2 separate regions of the Homo sapiens genome follow, and region 2 is linked to region 1. Evidence: chromatin loops called from intact Hi-C (ENCODE). Cell type or tissue: CD4-positive, alpha-beta T cell. All regions are shown on one strand.

The links. Peaks named below come from ENCODE experiments on the same cell type or tissue, not always from the same donor. Only the 100,000 strongest peaks of a DNase experiment are listed, where the experiment ranks them.
Region 2: it touches region 1 in a loop (4-fold over the local background); 10 of 110 quality-filtered maps call a loop at or near these places.

What each region holds. Positions count from the first base shown.
Region 1 is chr1:91,801,737-91,809,736 of GRCh38, reverse strand. The region is part of intron 2 of TGFBR3 (transforming growth factor beta receptor 3); the gene reads left to right. Among named protein-coding and RNA genes, the nearest start is that of TGFBR3, 80 kb to the left of the region's middle. RefSeq lists enhancers at 76-185, 5,702-5,971. In CD4-positive, alpha-beta T cell, no CTCF peak of the experiment used is centred here; DNase peaks (open chromatin) are centred at 4,066, 4,336, 4,816, 5,566 and 1 weaker place; H3K4me3 peaks cover 1,259 bases; H3K27ac peaks cover 3,442 bases.
Region 2 is chr1:91,923,325-91,931,324 of GRCh38, reverse strand. No RefSeq gene overlaps it. Among named protein-coding and RNA genes, the nearest start is that of BRDT, 22 kb to the left of the region's middle. In CD4-positive, alpha-beta T cell, CTCF peaks have their summits at 3,670 and 3,870 (motif pointing right); a DNase peak (open chromatin) is centred at 3,854.

The sequences.
Region 1 (8,000 bases):
ATATTAAGCTGAATAATTTGGCATTCAGTGTTAAGCATTTGACTCATTCCTGTAACCAATTGTGAGTGCCCTGATTATGTATAAACTCCTTAAAGTAAATGTGTTTTAGTTCGTGGCCCAGTGTGTACACATGGCTGTAATTAACAATATTTTGCACAGCCAAACCAAAAGTTTGCAGATTTTCCTTTTTTAATCCATGGTCTCCTATCTGCAATCAGGACCAGTGGTTATAGGCGATGATTCAACTCCCCAGCAGTTGTGGTTTCCCCCTTCTGCCCTTCCTGACCCTCTTACAGTTTCTCATCTTGCCACTTGTCTCTGCTTCAGACTCTGCACCCCAGACCCTGGCCACCAGCCCTAACAGAATGCTCACCAGGCCCAGAGCATGCCACATGCAATGCATGTTATTCCTCCGTGCTTTTGCACACATTCTTACCTCTCTTTCTCCCATCTTTTTCTTTCTTGCTAGACACCAGTTTGCAAATGATAAAAAAGAGAAAATTAGTGATCATCTTAGGTACAAATCAAGGTCTGAGAGATGAACAGATTTGGTAATGTCATCCCTCAGGGTTAATGAGGTGTAGCTTTGTAGCTCTGCAAGTCTTACTTTGCCATCAGATATTGCATTAGTAGGAATTAAGTTGTAATTTTTTTATGGGATAAAGTTCAGTTTAATATTTTGAATCTAAGTCGATAAAGCATTTGCATTTTAATAAAGAAGTGTACTATCCTTCAGTTATTTTGTATCTGCCAAATTCATAGGGTAGGAGAAAAAAGATCTTATTTTCTCCCATCCTTCAAACCTTCAGATTTGTTCTTGGTCTCTGTTCTGAGCCAATTAGGCAGTAACATCCCATAAATTCTTATCCCCTCCAAAATGAATGCTGTAGCCAGTGTCTCCTTCTGTTTAAGCTTCCTTCTTGTGAGAAGAATAGGGACAGGTGCACCATATTATTGGTCAAAAGTAAATCAGTGCTCGGTGTGGTGACTCACTTCCAGTACTCTGGGAGGCTGAGGCAGAGGCAGGTGGATCACCTGAGGCCAAGGGTTTGAGACCAGCCTGGCCAACATGGTGAAACCCCATCTCTACTAAAAATACAAAAATTAGCCGGGTGTGGTGGTGCATGCCTGTAATTCCAGCTACTTGGGAGGCTGAGGGAGGAGAATCACTCGAACCCAGGAGGCGGAATTTGCAGTGAGTTGAGATTGCGCCACTGTGCTCCAGCCTGGGCGACAGAGTGAGACTGTGTCTCCAAAAACAAAACAAAACAAAATACCAAACAAAGTAAATCAGAAGAACTGTTGGCCAAGATGATGCCAACTGATTGTCTTTATGGATTGATGGAATTCCCTGGAGGCAGAAACATGGCCTGTTCTCGCCTTTGGGAGTTGTACTTCCAGAATGTGCTCAGAGAACAGGAATTTTTACTCTAATACTGTGCATAGTTTAATTTAATTAAAAAAATTTTTTTAAAGAGATGGGGGTCTGGTTATTTTGCCCAGGCTGGTCTTGAAGTCCTGGCCTCAAGCACTCCTGCTTTGGCCTCCCATAGTGCTGGGATTACAGGCATGATTACAGGGAGTACATGCCCAGCTGTAGTTTTATTTTAAGTCTTTCCAGTGCAATTCATAGAAATAATTTCTGGGGAGTAATGCTAGGGAGTAGTATAAGAACATCTTATCTTAGATATTTTATTAATCATTCTAAAAGTTTTTAGAGAAAACAGTTTTTGATTGGAGAAAATGTTCTCATTCATTTATTTCTCTTCCCCTCAAGGGACTTTATGTCTCTAATAGTATTTGAAGTTTGTAAAGCGTTTTCACATATAGTGCATCATTTGATCTATAAGTCAAGCCTGTCATAGAATAAGAGATCATGGAATGCTTAAAACCCAGCTCCTGTATCTCCTGGTTCACTATTTCCCGGTGCTTCTGTAATACAAGGACACCTCTTGCTATGTCCAGTGGTGACTTCTGAGACATGCCACTGCTTCACTTCAGGTCATAAAAACCATGAAACATAACAGCACCACTTCCTCAGAGGGCTGCAGAAATCCCCCTCTGTTGGCACGTCCAGATTGTATAGTGGTATCTTGTTTAGATGGAAGAGTATGTGCCTTTTATAGCTTGGCACTTCCCAACACTTTGAGAATTTGGATTCCTAAAGAACCTGTGCCCTTTGTTTCCTTTTGAACATTTGAAAACACAATTGAATACAGGAAATTCTCCAACATGGTTGCTCCATGATTTCAACACAACAATACACAAATATGCACTGGCTTTTGGCCCAAAAAGTTGGTGGTTGACTTCTTGGAAGAGGGTTAGTTTGTTAGGAGGAAGGTTTGGATGTAGATTTTGCTTGGAGGGTGAAAGAAACCATGATAAGATATGCCTAAGAGTTGTGCTGTAGAAAAATCTAGTTTTTTTCCCCCTGAGAAATCCAAATTACAAGTTTTAGGACTTGTCTACCTTTTTCCTACTAGGGATAAGCTTCAGCCTGAAGCCAGGTTTTATTGTTGAAAAACCCAGGTAGGAGCTGTGGTAGAAGCGCCCTCTTTGGAGTTTAATGGTGGTACATTCCACCGCTCCATCCCCAAGGCGCTGTAGTTCCAATGAATTGTAATTTGAGATGGTACAAACATGAGCATATGTTATGTACACGTCAGGCGTGTTTGTGAGCTCAGGGCATTCCAGGTGTTTTTTTCTTGGAGCTTTGTTTTTGCGTCATATCCTGTGTTGGTAACATTCCTTCTCATGAAGCTCGATTGAAGTGAGGCAGTGCTATTGGCTGAGAAATCATCCTGGGTGCCCTTTCTTACAGATTCTTGCATCCCATGGGGGTAGAAAGGATTTTCAGCCCAAGGGCAGAATAGATCCTGTAGTACCCAGTCCCACAATCTGTGGGAGTTTGTCCCTCTTTGCAGCTGACAGCATTTCAGAATTCCCTGTGGGACAATAACAAAAACCTTATTAGCCAATGGTGTCATTAGAATAAAATCTCCCCACTGCGATGTCTTGGTCCCAGCCTATAATGTTACCCCTTAATTCCCTCTGCATCTTTACCACTTTTATTACAGCTGAACACACGCTCCTCATTAGAACCCTGGGTGATATGGGGAATCAGAGTGCTGAAAATTATGTGGAATAGGTACCAGATGTTTGTGTCAACTTGGTATGCATTGGTATTTAGAATGCTTGAGGATCACATTTATTAAATGTGAAAATTACTTACTATGTCTTCTCCAAAACATTACCCCCCCCGCCAGTATTTTTGTCCATGTTGCATGAGGTGTGATATTAGTAATTTCTTTTGGCACTGATTAAATTTAAAGTCTGTGCAGCAAATGCATCTGTTCCCAAATGCTTTGTCTGCGTTCTGTCGAGTTTTGGAGCTGGCCCACCGCCAGCAGGGATGTGGGGGTTCTGTAACTGAGATTGGAATGCTGTGTTGCAGCTAAAGGACATAATGAAAGGGTGAGTCCATTTGATTTTTTTCTTTAAGTGGAACTGGGAATTTAGACATTGATGTTATAGCGAGATCTTAGGAACGTTTCCCATGTGTCCAGATAAGCAAGCATTAGTGAAAAGGATGGAGGAGGGCATTTGGTAAAATGAGAAACGAGTTTCATTAAGTTCATGAAGTCTTTTAAGTCAACCAAAGGTGATACGTGTGAACCGAGCAGTTTATTTTATTTTAGTAGATATGAATGAATGTTTACATTTGGCCTATGCATCTGTTCACCCAGTCCTGAGGCGAGGAACTGGAAAGTACAAGGCAGAGGCAGGTGGTGCTCTGCCAGGGGAAAAGTCTGGAGCTGGAGTCTCAGAGACCCAGGTTCAAATCCCCTATTGCCACTTCCTGCTGATGTGTTTCTTAGCCTCTCATGAGCTCCAGTTTCCCATCACTCTAAAATGAGGGCATTAACACTGTCTTCACAGTGGTATTGTGAGAATCAGAAACATGTACAAGATGTGTGGCCCCTAGTGGTGTGGTAACCATACATATGAAGAGTTAACCCCCAGCTTCTCACACAAGGCAGCGGCCCAGGGAGCCACCATGTGCTTCACAGTGTGGCCTCAGGTGGCCCAGCTGCTGAGCACCCGAGCGGTGGGGGCCTGCTTTGTGAAGGAGGCTGGTTTGGCAGTGGCCTTGGCAGTGTGGCCGTGGTCTGGGCCACCTGGGGAGTTTCTCACCAGAGTTTATTTGAATTTGTGCTGTCTTCAGGTCAGTAAATATTTTTGTCAGTAGAAGTAGCATCTTGTGGGTGAAGGGGGCTGTGCCTCTGTGCTGGTGGCCGAGGAGAGTGTACCAAACAGAAGAGCAGAGCCTGACTTCAGTTCAAACAAGACACGACACCCGGCAAGATTTTGAGATCAGATTTCTCGAGTAAGCCAGCAGGGGAGGATTAAACTCAGCTCACACTTTGAGTCCAAGGAAAAGTTAGATTTCTTTGGGAGCTACCCTTAAGGAATCTTGTACTCGTCACATACCAGATGCCCAGAATGAACTGAAATATCCAGATTGGGAGGCACCAGTGAGGATTGTCTCTGGAGGTGAATCCATATGGACATTACTGCCAGGAAGCACTTTTCTGAAATACACATTCTACCTCTGTGTGGCTCACAACAGTTTACTTATAGTGGGTTATAGAGTTTCTGTGAGGCTTTGGATGAAGTATCTGCAACATGCCTTTTCATGATAGAGTATGGTGTGAAGTGAGCACGCGTGTGTGCTTATGAGCATTGTTGCTTTCAGGTGTGTTCTTTCGTCATCGTCCACGCCCTGGTTGATCCTTACGTGGTAACACAGCTTTTGCTGTGCTGCTGATAAGGAGCATCATCAGAGCATGTCACTCACTTGGCTCTTGACTGCAGGGAAGAGATTGCGTAGGGAAGACGGGATGTGGGTTTTCAGCCGTGGCCACAGGAGACACTCCCAGCCTTTTGAGGCTGCCGGTGAGGGCCTACAGTAGCAGCTCCAGAGCTCACAGGTCACCACAAAAGTGAGCAGATGAGTCAGATGGGGTTTCGGAGCATGTTTTCCTGGTTTCCAAGCCTTCGTGGCTGGGAGGTGCTATACTCGGGCCCCATGGTGGTCAAGTGAGAATCTGAGCCACTGTGTTAACTCAGGCACTTGTGCTAGAGCCTGTGGGGTGGATCATGCTGTTCCCAGGTGGAAGCCTTCCTGAATGGAGCTGGCCCTGGCATTGTGCAGACAGATTGCGGAAGGAACCACTATGAGGCCAAGGGGGAAGGATGGGAGACAGGTTCATGAGCTGGCTGTGGCAGAGGGAAAGGGACAGGAAGGCTAGGGCCTGACCCAGAAGTGGCAGGATGAGGCTGGGGCTGTGGTGTGCCAACGGAGAGATAGAGGATTGTCCTGCCACCTGGAGAGAGGGGATTGGCCAGAAGAGTGTCCGGGAAGAGAAGACAAAAACAGATTTGTGTTTCCTGCTTTCTGTGACAGTTGAAGGTGGGGAAGCCCCAACTGGGACTTGATTCTTAGCAACCAAAAATGCCACCTCCTTCATTTCATGGTTGGTGTTTTTTTTTTCTGCCCCTTTTAGTATAAGAGTGAGGCTTTGGCTCTCAGGTAAAGAGTGAAAGCAGGAAGTCTGAGACAGACAGTCCCTTATTGGCACAAAGCCCATGCAGCATGCATCACCCCATGGTTCTTCCCCATTTCTCAGCGATAATTGAGTGTCTGTTTTGTGCCAGATACTGTGCTGGGGTGAGGCAGGCAGCAGCAGACAGAGTGGTTGGGTTCTGTTCTTTCGTGGTGTTTGCAGTCTTTGGGAGCATGTAGATGTGAAACCAATAATTGCACAAATAATTATGTACATCTCATCACAGGAAGTGCTGTGGAGAGAAACGGAGAGTACCATGAGAGTATGAAAAAATACAGATCTAACACAGTGAGGGAGGTTTGGGGAGCTTCCTTGAGAGATCAGTAGAATGAGCAGGAGTTTGTCAGGCCATGGTGGTGGGAAGGAACAGAAACGGTGGGGAATGTGTTCCTGGAGGAAACCTTGCTATTCAGAGGCTCCTTTGGGACAAAGGTTGGCACTTCTGATGAAATAAAAGAAGGCAAGTACATTAATTAGGGTAGGTTAAGCTACAAATGTCAGAAAACCCAAAATAACATTGGCTTATATAAAAAAAAGAGTTTACATTTGTTTCCTATTAAAAAAAAAAAAGCAGTTCAGAGCTGATCCCGTGGCTCCATGTTCATCAAGTACCCAGGTGGCTTCTCAGTTGCTGTGCCCTCCTCAGCATGCTGCTTCTGTCTCATGGCCCCAAAGGCTTGCTCTAGTGCTGCCTGTTACATCCACATTCCAACCAGCAGTCAGAAGGAAATGGCAGAAGAACTGACCTCCTTCCCTTCATACAGGAAGCTGCCAGCTGCTAGCGGGATTGGGAAACATAGCTTTCGTTCTGGGTGGCTGTGTGTCCAGCTGGCACTTGAAGAAAGGAGAATGATGGCTATAGGGAGACAGTGAGCACTTCTGTGCTTCACCAGAATGGCCAAAACACGGGAGCAAGTGTCCGAGGAATGAGAGACGGGGCCGTGGCAGGAAGCAGGGCCAGATCTTGGAGGGCCTTGTAAGTCACGTTGAGGTTTTGGGGCTTCATCTGGACAGCAGAGATGGAGTGATAAGTCTTTTAAAGCAGAGAAAAGCAGGATCAGACTTGGGTTTTTCAGATCAGTTTGGCTGCTCTATAGAAGACATTTTGGTGGAGATAAGAATTAAGAGCATCTTGCAGTAATCAGGGAACGAGAGACGATGGTGCCCATGGAGATGGAGAGGAGGGGTCAGAGTTGAGTGGCCAGAGAGAGAATCCATTGGGTGAGGAGAGGGAAGGGGTGATGTTGGGGCACCTCCCCCAGGTTGGTGCCAGGTGTACGTAGGAAGAGGCTGGTGCCATTTACTTAGGGAGGGAATGAAGGAGGAACAACAGGCACGAGGGGTAAAGATCCTGAGTTCTGCATGTTGAGATTGGGTGTCCATGAGACAAAAGTAGATGGTGAAGGAGCTGTTGAATATTCAGGCCTGGAGCTTAGAAAAAGAAGTATGGGCCAGGCATGGTGGCTCACGCCTGTAATCCCAGCACTTCAGGAGGCCAACGCAGGTGGATCACATGAGGCCAGGAGTTCGAGACCAGCCTGGCCAATATGATGAAACCCCATCTCTATTGAAAATACAAAAATTAGCTGGGTGTGATGGCGGGCGCCTGTAATCCTAGCTACCTGGGAGGCTGAGGCACGAGAATCGCTTGAACCTGGGGAGTGGAGGCTGCAGTGAGCTGAGAGCGCGTCACTGCCCTCTCGCCTGGACGACAGAGCGAGACTGTCTCAAAAAAAAAAAGAAAAAGAAAAAAAAGGAGAAATAAGTAAGTCTGAGATGGCCTGGAGTCATTTCTGTAAAGAGATGAGAGTTGAACCCATGGATGTGTTTGAGAAAATCTATGGAAAAAGGATAGTGCACTCCAGGAAGGCCTGGCAGGCATTTTACCTGGAAGGCGGCGATGGAACAGCTGGTGGCAGAAGAGCGTCTCTCCAAGATATTCAAAGGAAAACTTCATACAATCACACTGCCTCTTTCCTTTCTTGGCCAGAGAGGCTTGTTTTTTACCCAAAGGAAACCCTCTCCCCTGATTCCTACACTGTGTCTGTTCTCTTAGGAGAGGACTACTCTACCCCATACTTAGAGTTTAACCTACGTCCTTTAGCCTGGGTGTTTTCACAGGGACTTTTTGTCCCCTCCCTTAAGTCTTAATTTTTTTCACTTGTACATTCTGTACCCCTTGCAAACTTATCCAGTTATGTTTTTCAGGATAAAATTCCTAGCGGGAAGTTGCTGGGTCAAAGGATGTGTACCTTTTGTGGGGCCTTGGATACCACTGAAAAATTATACCAATTTGCTCTCTCAGCAGCAGTGTGATGCTGGCACACTTTTTGAGGAAGGTTTCTTAAGGCATTTCTGGGCTTAATTTTTTTT
Region 2 (8,000 bases), 120 kb before region 1:
CCCTGGAGTTCAAGGTTGTAGTGAGCTGTTACTGAGCCAGCCTGGGTGACAGACAGAATGAGAATCTGTTTCAAAAAACAAAACAAGGCCTGGCACCGTGGCTCACACCTATAGGCTGAGGCAGGTGGATCACCTGAGGTCAGGAGTTCGAGACTGGCCTGGCCAACATGGTGAAACCCCTGTCTCTACTAATAATACAAAAAAATTAGCTGGGCGTGGTGGCGCATGCCTGTAATCTCAGCTACTTGGGAGGCTGAGGCAGGAGAATCGCTTGAACCTGGGAGGCGGAGGTTGCAGTGAGCTAAGATTGTGCCACTGCACTCCAGCCTGGGCAACAAGAGTGAAACTCCGTCTCAAAAAACAAACAAACAAATAAAACAAAACAAAATAACAAAACAAAATTAAGAATTTCTGTTTGTCAATAGACATCTTTCTAAATGCAATGTATTATCATCCTGTGTTGGATCCTGGAACAGAAAAAAGACCATGTTTTCCCCCTGCCTCAGTGATAATAACAGGGTAGGCCAACTTCTCTCTTGGTCCATAGGAAAAGGGGGTATTCCTTTCTCTGTCTGTTCTCTGTAGTAATCTTTTTTTTTCCATAAAATCTTTCAGAAAAGATCTAGTAATTTTAGTAATACTTGAAGATTGACGGGAAACATACATTAACAATTTCTTTGTAGAACAAAAGTGATAGAAAACCTCAATTATCTGACATAAAAAAGGTGACACATCTTCATATCCCCAAATAGTTGCATCTTTTATTAGCCAGTACTATCCATGTAGGAGTCATATCTGACAAAAAAGTATAACTTTTAAAGACTAAAAACCAAGTCCAAAGCATATCAGTTTACACGCTCCTCCCCCACCACCACCAAATAAAAGACAAATGATTGTACCATCATTATTAGGAAAGATGGAATGATACCTTTCCATCACCCCACTCCCCTGTGCATGATTTCTCACTGGATGACTCTTCCTGTGCCCCTCCCCATCTCAGAATAGTCTGAATTCTGTCTGCTCTCTACGTGCCTCTTGCTCAGGTTTACAGGGTCAGGATTTCTTACCCTTGCCAAGCATTGGGCCCACTTAATTTGTCCTCAAGATACTGGTCAGTTACTCTCCTGTGGCCTAGCTACTTCTTTCCATCTTGCTGACCACCTAATTCCTAGATCTGCATCCTGCTTCTAGCCCATCATGATGATCTGTGTTCTCTTCATGGTCCCATGAGGCTCACTTCCAACCCTGCTTTGCAATTTTGAGAATTCCATAGGTCCACTGTCATTTTCCTGGTGGTGATGTGCAAAAGCAATGGACTAAAAACCCAAGGATCAGCCAGGTGCAGTGGCTCACGCCTGCAATCCCAACACTTTGGGAGGCTGAGGTGGGTGGATCACCTGAGGTCAGGAGTTGGAGACCAGCCTGGCCAACATGGTGAAACCCAGTCTCTACTAAAAATACAAAAAAGTATCTGGGCGTGGTGGCAGGCACCTGTAATTCCAGCTACTCGGGAGGCTGAGACCAGAGAATTGCTTGAACTGGGAGACAGAGGTTGCAGTGAGCCGAGACCACGCCGTTGCACTCCAGCCTGGGAAACAAGAGGGAAACTCCATCTCAGAAAACACAAAACAAAACAAAACAAAACAAAAACTCAGCGGTCTTTGTTCTAGGACCAGCTCTGTCACTAACCAGTGAAATCTTGATTGATCTGATTTTCCTCTTTTGTGAAACAGGAAACCTGGATTCAATCATCTCCAATTTTTCTTCCCCTTTAAAATTCTCTGAGTCTCTAATCCCAAGTATGGCCTCTTGACTCCTGGTCTTTCTTGGCTTTTGGCCCAGACCAAGATCACTGTTCCTGGACCCCAGCCCTGCCCTGTTTTCCCTGCCTCCATTCCTGCCTGACCCTGCATTCTTCTGCAGCCCGGCATTAGCATAGCTCCTCCTGCCAAATGCCACTGCCTTGTCTCCAGCTCTCCTTCAGAATTTGTACGTTTCCTTATGATATTATTTTATATGCATATGTTTTATCTCCTCAGTTGAATTATAGGTGACTTTAAAGCAGGAGCCCTGTCTTGTAACCTGCCTTTTCAGGTTACCTGCATATAGTGGACATTCAGGAAGTATTTATTTCTTCATTGAAGAGTGTCTTGAGAATTTATGTACTATTGTGAAAGCTTTCTTTTTTTCAGAGACAATCCTAAGTAAAAATAGCTTTGGTTTGCCTGATATAACTTGTTTCTCTCTCTCTCTCTCTCTCTTTTTTTTTTCATTTCTTTTCTTGGTTGTTTGTTTTGTTTTTGAGACAGTGTTGCCCAAGCTGGAGTGCAGTGGCGTGATCACAGCTCACTGCTGCCTCCATCTCCTGGGCTCAAGCGATCCTTCTGCCTCAGCCTCTCGAGTAGCTGGGACTACAGGTGTGTACCACCACACTCGGCTAATTTTTTTTATTTTTAATAGAGATGAGTCCTTACTATGTTGCACAGGCTGGTCTCATACTCCTGGGCTTAAGCAAACCTCCCGCCGTGGCCTCCCAAAGTGTTGGGATTATAGGCGTGAGCCACCATGTCCAGCCTGATGTAACTTGTTTCAGTGTAAAGATGCCATGCATTCTTTCTCTATAACCCTGAGTTCTCTTAAAAGAGCTGTTTTTATAAATATTTTGAACAATTTTATATTCTTATGGTAACCATTTCTCACCAGGCATTCTATTAAACTTGTCTCTCAGGTTATTTGGTATTATCTTTTGTTTGTGAGAGAGTTACCCAGGATTATAGGTCACTCCACTACTTAAAATCACACTGTGACTCCCATCTCACCTAGAAATCCCAATGCCAAGTCTGAAGTCCTAACCATGGCTACACCAAGCTGGCATCCCCACCACCTCTCTGACCTCGTCCCCTAAAACCCGCCTACTCACTCTGCTCCACTGGCTTCCTTGCTGCTTCCTTGCTGTTTTTCAATCACATCAAATATTTCCCAGCATCAGGAATTTGCCCCTTCTGTTTCCCCAGCCTGAAATACTCTCCCTGCACCCAGGCCTTCCCTGACAGCCCTGTCTGAAGTGGAGCACACATGGCCTTGCCAGTCACACTCGATTCCCCCTGCTCAACTCCATTTCTCTTCATTAAATTCATCATCAACTAACATATTTTGTATTTATCTGTTTATTGTTTATCTTCCCCACTATAATGTAAGCTCCATTGAAAGCAGGAACTTGTGCTGGCTTCTCTGCTGTATCCCCAGCAGAGTAGCTCCCAATAACTACTCTCATGTGCAATGAATATATGCTTGAAAAAAACCAGACCTGACTTGAAAAAATGTGGTGTTAGGCAGGTCATAAATTTTAGTTCAAGTAAATTTAAATTATCTAATTATGTTTCCGGTGCTGTGTTTTCCTACTGCATTAAAGATATAAAGTTAATAGATTCAGTAAATATTGAAATTAATTGGATAAATTGGGTGCCAGATGTGGTGGCTCATGCCTGTAATCTCAGCATTTTGAGAGGCCGTGGCGGGAGGATTGCTTGAGGCCAGGAACTTGAGACCAGCCTGACTAACATAGCAAGACCCTGTCTCTACAAAAAAAATTTTTTAATTAGCCAAGCGTGGTGGCATGGCACCTGTGGTCCCAGTTACCTGGGAGGCTGAGGTGGGAGGACCGCTTGAGCCCAGGAGATTGAGGCTTCAATAAGCTATGATCATACCACTGCACTCCAACCTGGGCAACAGAATGAGATTCTGCCTTGGTTCGACGTTTCCAAAAATATGAACAAGGTTCCTTTCACTTATTTTACCTTAATACCAGAAGCATAAATATTAAAAATGATTTCTTCTTTTAGCCACGAGGTGGCAGAATATGCACACATACTTTGTCAATGGCAGCGTTATTCTGTATCACCTTTTGGAAGCAGTAATACTACTGCTTTATATTTGAAGAGTACATTATAGCAGACAAAATACTTTCACAAACTGTGTATATATACACACATACGTATGTGTGTATACACACACACACATATGTGTGTGTGTGTGTGTGTGTGTGTGTGTGTGTGTGTGACGGAGTCTCGCTCTGTCGCCCAGGCTGGAGTGCAGTGGTGCAATCTTGGCTCACTGCAAGCTCTGCCTCCCGGGTTCATGCCGTTCTCCTGCCTCAGCCTCCCGAGTAGCTGGGACTATAGGCGCCCGCCACCACACCCGGCTAATTTTTTGTGTTTTTAGTAGAGACGGGGTTTCACCATGTTAGCCAAGATGGTCTCGATCTCCTGACCTCGTGATCCACCTGCCTCGGCCTCCCAAAGTGCTGGGGTTACAGGCGTGAGCCACCGTGCCTGGCCCACAAACAATATTTTATGATGCCCCTGTGAAGTAGGGAAGACAGTCAGGGCTCCTGATCATGTGACAGCATGTACCTGGAAGTTTCTGCCTCTTAAATGATGAGTGCTTTTGAGTGTATTTTCTGTGGAGAGCTGGTGTATGCAATTCACATGAGCATTAATGAGAATTGTGCGTGCACTGAGCCCTGGATGGATCTGGAATACTGAAGTGAAATAGCAGAAAAATTACCTACATGTAAAAACTAGCACTTAAATTCATTAAATATTGCTGTTAAGTTTTCTTTTTCTTTCTTTTGTTGAGACAGGGTCTGGCTCTGTCGCCCAGGCTGGAGTGCTGTGGTGCAATCACACTCACTGTAGCCTTGACCTCCTGGGCTCCAGCAATCCTCCTATCTTAGCCTCCCCAGTAGCTGGGGTCACAGGTGTGCGCCACCACACCCGGCTAATTTTTATAATTTTTGTAGAGGTAGTGTTTTGCCATGTTGCCTAGGCTGGTCTTGAACTCCTGATCTCAAGCAATCTACCCTCCTCAGCCTCCAAAAGTGCTAGGATTACAGGCATAAGCCACCATGCCCAACCGCTGGTTAGGTTTTCCAAGTTTACCGTAAGCAACTGATTGGTGTCCTTTTAGCACAGACTTCTATTGGCAGAAAAATGATTTAACAAAGTTCACTTGATTCATTGTACTTTGCTATAGTGCCATGTGGCATATAAGAAAGAATTTAGGCTTCAGAAGCTGGATTCTTGGGTGTGGTCCTAGTTTAGCTGCTTACGGGTTATGTGACCTTCAGCAAGTGATGCTGAATTTTTGTATTTTTAGTAGAGACGGTGTTTCACCATGTTGGCCAGGCTGGCCTCAAATTCCTGGCCTCTGAGCCTCACTTTCCTCCTGTGTAAATGAGTATAACACCTGCTTCATGGAGTTGGTATGAAGATGAAATGAGATAATGATTATGATAGTGGTTTAGAAAGTAAAATCCATACATGCAGGGTGATTGTTATGATCACTAAAGGCAGGGGAAAGGCATGAGTTTTTTTTAAGATGGAGGGCCTGGGCTTTGTCATTGCTAGCTGTTGACCTTGGGTTACTTTATTCATATTGTTGGACCTCAGTTTTCTTACTGGAAAAAAAAATTGAAGGAATCAGCAAATTTTTATTATTCTCCTTCCTTCCTTTTTTCTATTTCTCTCTTTCTCTTTTTCTCTCTCTTCCTCCCCCTCCCTCTCCTTCTCCCCTCCCTCTCCTTCTCCCCTCCCTCTCCTTCTCCCCTCCCTCTCCTTCTCCCCTCCCCTCCCCTCCCCTCCAAGGTCTTACCCTATCACCAGGCTATAGTGCATAGCTGCATATATATAGCTGCATATATATAGTGCATAGCTGCACATTCTATAGTGCATAGGATCAGCTCCTGGGCTCAGGTGATCTTCCTGCCTCAGCTTCCTGAGTAGCTAGGACTATAGGTATGCACCACCACACCTGGCCTAATTTTTAAAATTTTTTTGTTTTTGGTAGAGATGGAGCCTCTCTATGTTGCCCAGGCTGGTCTCAAACTCCTGGGCTCAAGTGATCCTCCTACCTTGGCCTCCCAAAGTGTTGGGATTACAGGCATGAACCACCTCACCCAGCCTAAGTGGTGGCTCATGCCTGTAATCCCAGCACTTTGGGAGGCTGAGGCAGGTGGATCATGAGGTCAGGAGTTCGAGACATGCCTGGGCAATATAGTGAAACCCTAGTTTCTACAAAAAATACAAGAATTAGCTGGGCATGGTGGTGTGTGCTTGTAGTCTTGGCCACTCAGGAGCCTGAGGTAGGAGGATGGCTTAAGCCCAGGAGGCAGAGGTTGCAGTGTGCCAAGGTCACGCCACTGCACTCTAGTCTGGGTAATAGAGGGAGGCTCTGTCTCAATGATAATAATAAATTTAAAAAAAATCTTCAAATTAGCTCATTCTGGGTTATCCAAGTGGGTCCTAAATCCAATGACAAGTGTCCTTATAAGAGACACTCAGAGGACAAACACAGACAAAAGTGGAGAAGACCATGTGAAAATGGAGGCAGAAATTGATGATACAGAGATTCCAGACAGCTGAACACACAGAGGTTCCTGGAGGGTGGCGCACCCAGGGAGGGCATGGAAACTCCACACCCTTCACCCATACTTTGCCCTACGTGTTTCTTCATCTGTATCCTTTGCAATATGCTTTATAATAAACCGGTAAACACAAGTAAGTGTTTCCCTGAGTTCTGTGAGCCACTCCAGCGAATTAATCAAACTCAAAGAGGGGGACATAGGAACCCCAACTTGAAGCCAGTTGGTTAGAAGTTCTGGAGGCCTGGACGTGAGACTGGTGTGTGTGGGTGGGTGGGGGGCCAGTCTTGGTCTCAACCTGTGGGATCTGACACTATTCCGGTAGACAGTGTTGGAACTGAATTAGAAGACACCCAGATGGTGTCCACTGCTTGGTGTCCAGGGGAAAATAAACCCATACATATGGTCACAGAAGTCTCCTTTTGTGTTGATGATTGTTGTGGTGTGAGAGTAGAGGAAAAACACAGTTAGAGTTTTCCCTACACAACTGATGTCAGTGAAGCAGGATTTGCTGGAATGGCTCTGACTCATGGAAACATGTGGTTTGGGAAGAGAAACAATAAAAGGGTGGGGATGAGAAATCTTTGATTTCTGGGTGGCCACGTGGTCACCCACGGTATGAAGCCACAGCTGTGTTGAGATCAGTTACTAAAGGTAAAAGTTACAAGTGGAGTTAAGATATTTAATTCATTGGTTATTGTTATCTGCAATGGCTAAAATGAAAGTAAAAGATGGTGCTGGGTCAGGACTTGAGGCTGACCAACCTCAGATGTGGGTCTGTCTGAGCTCAGGCCACTAGCCTCAAAGTCACCCACAAAGGAGAAAATTATACAGGGACAACAGAATGTGCCTCTGAGATCTGTGGTTACCAAGAAGGTAGTCAATGTGAAGGAAGGGCAAAACCAAGTAACTATTGAAACCAGAAGGAGAGTGTGAAGGAATCGTTCCATTTTGTAGACTGGTGTCATTGGCTTCCTGAGGATGCTTTACTAAAATGGATTATGAGAGTGACTAATTCAGGGGAAGAATGCAGAGTGGAAGGACATGTTTGGGGTGATGCAGGACCCACAGACACATAGGAAGTTATTCCTGGCCGGGCGCGGTGGCTCACGCCTGTAATCCCAGCACTTTGGGAGGCCGAGACGGGCGGATCACGAGGTCAGGAGATCGAGACCATCCTGGCTAACACGGTGAAACCCCGTCTCTACTAAAAATACAAAAATTAGCCGGGCATGGTGGCGCGCGCCTGTAGTCCCAGCTACACGGGAGGCTGAGGCAGGAGAATGGCGTGAACCCGGGAGGCGGAGCTTGCAGTGAGTCGAGATCGCGCCACTGCACTCCAGCCTGGGCGACAGAGCGAAACTCCGTCTCAAAAAAAAAAAAAAAAAAAAAAAAAAAAAGGAAGTTATTCCTGAGGCAACAGCCAGCCTGGTGGAGTGGATATAAGCCTCTGTAAGGTCTGTTTATCCTGAGAAGAAGGTCTGCCCGAATTCACCTATAAATGTCAAGTGGAACACCCCTGATGAGGCAGCTGATGTGCTTTGTATTCAAGCCATGTGGTACTAGCTTTGGGATGACC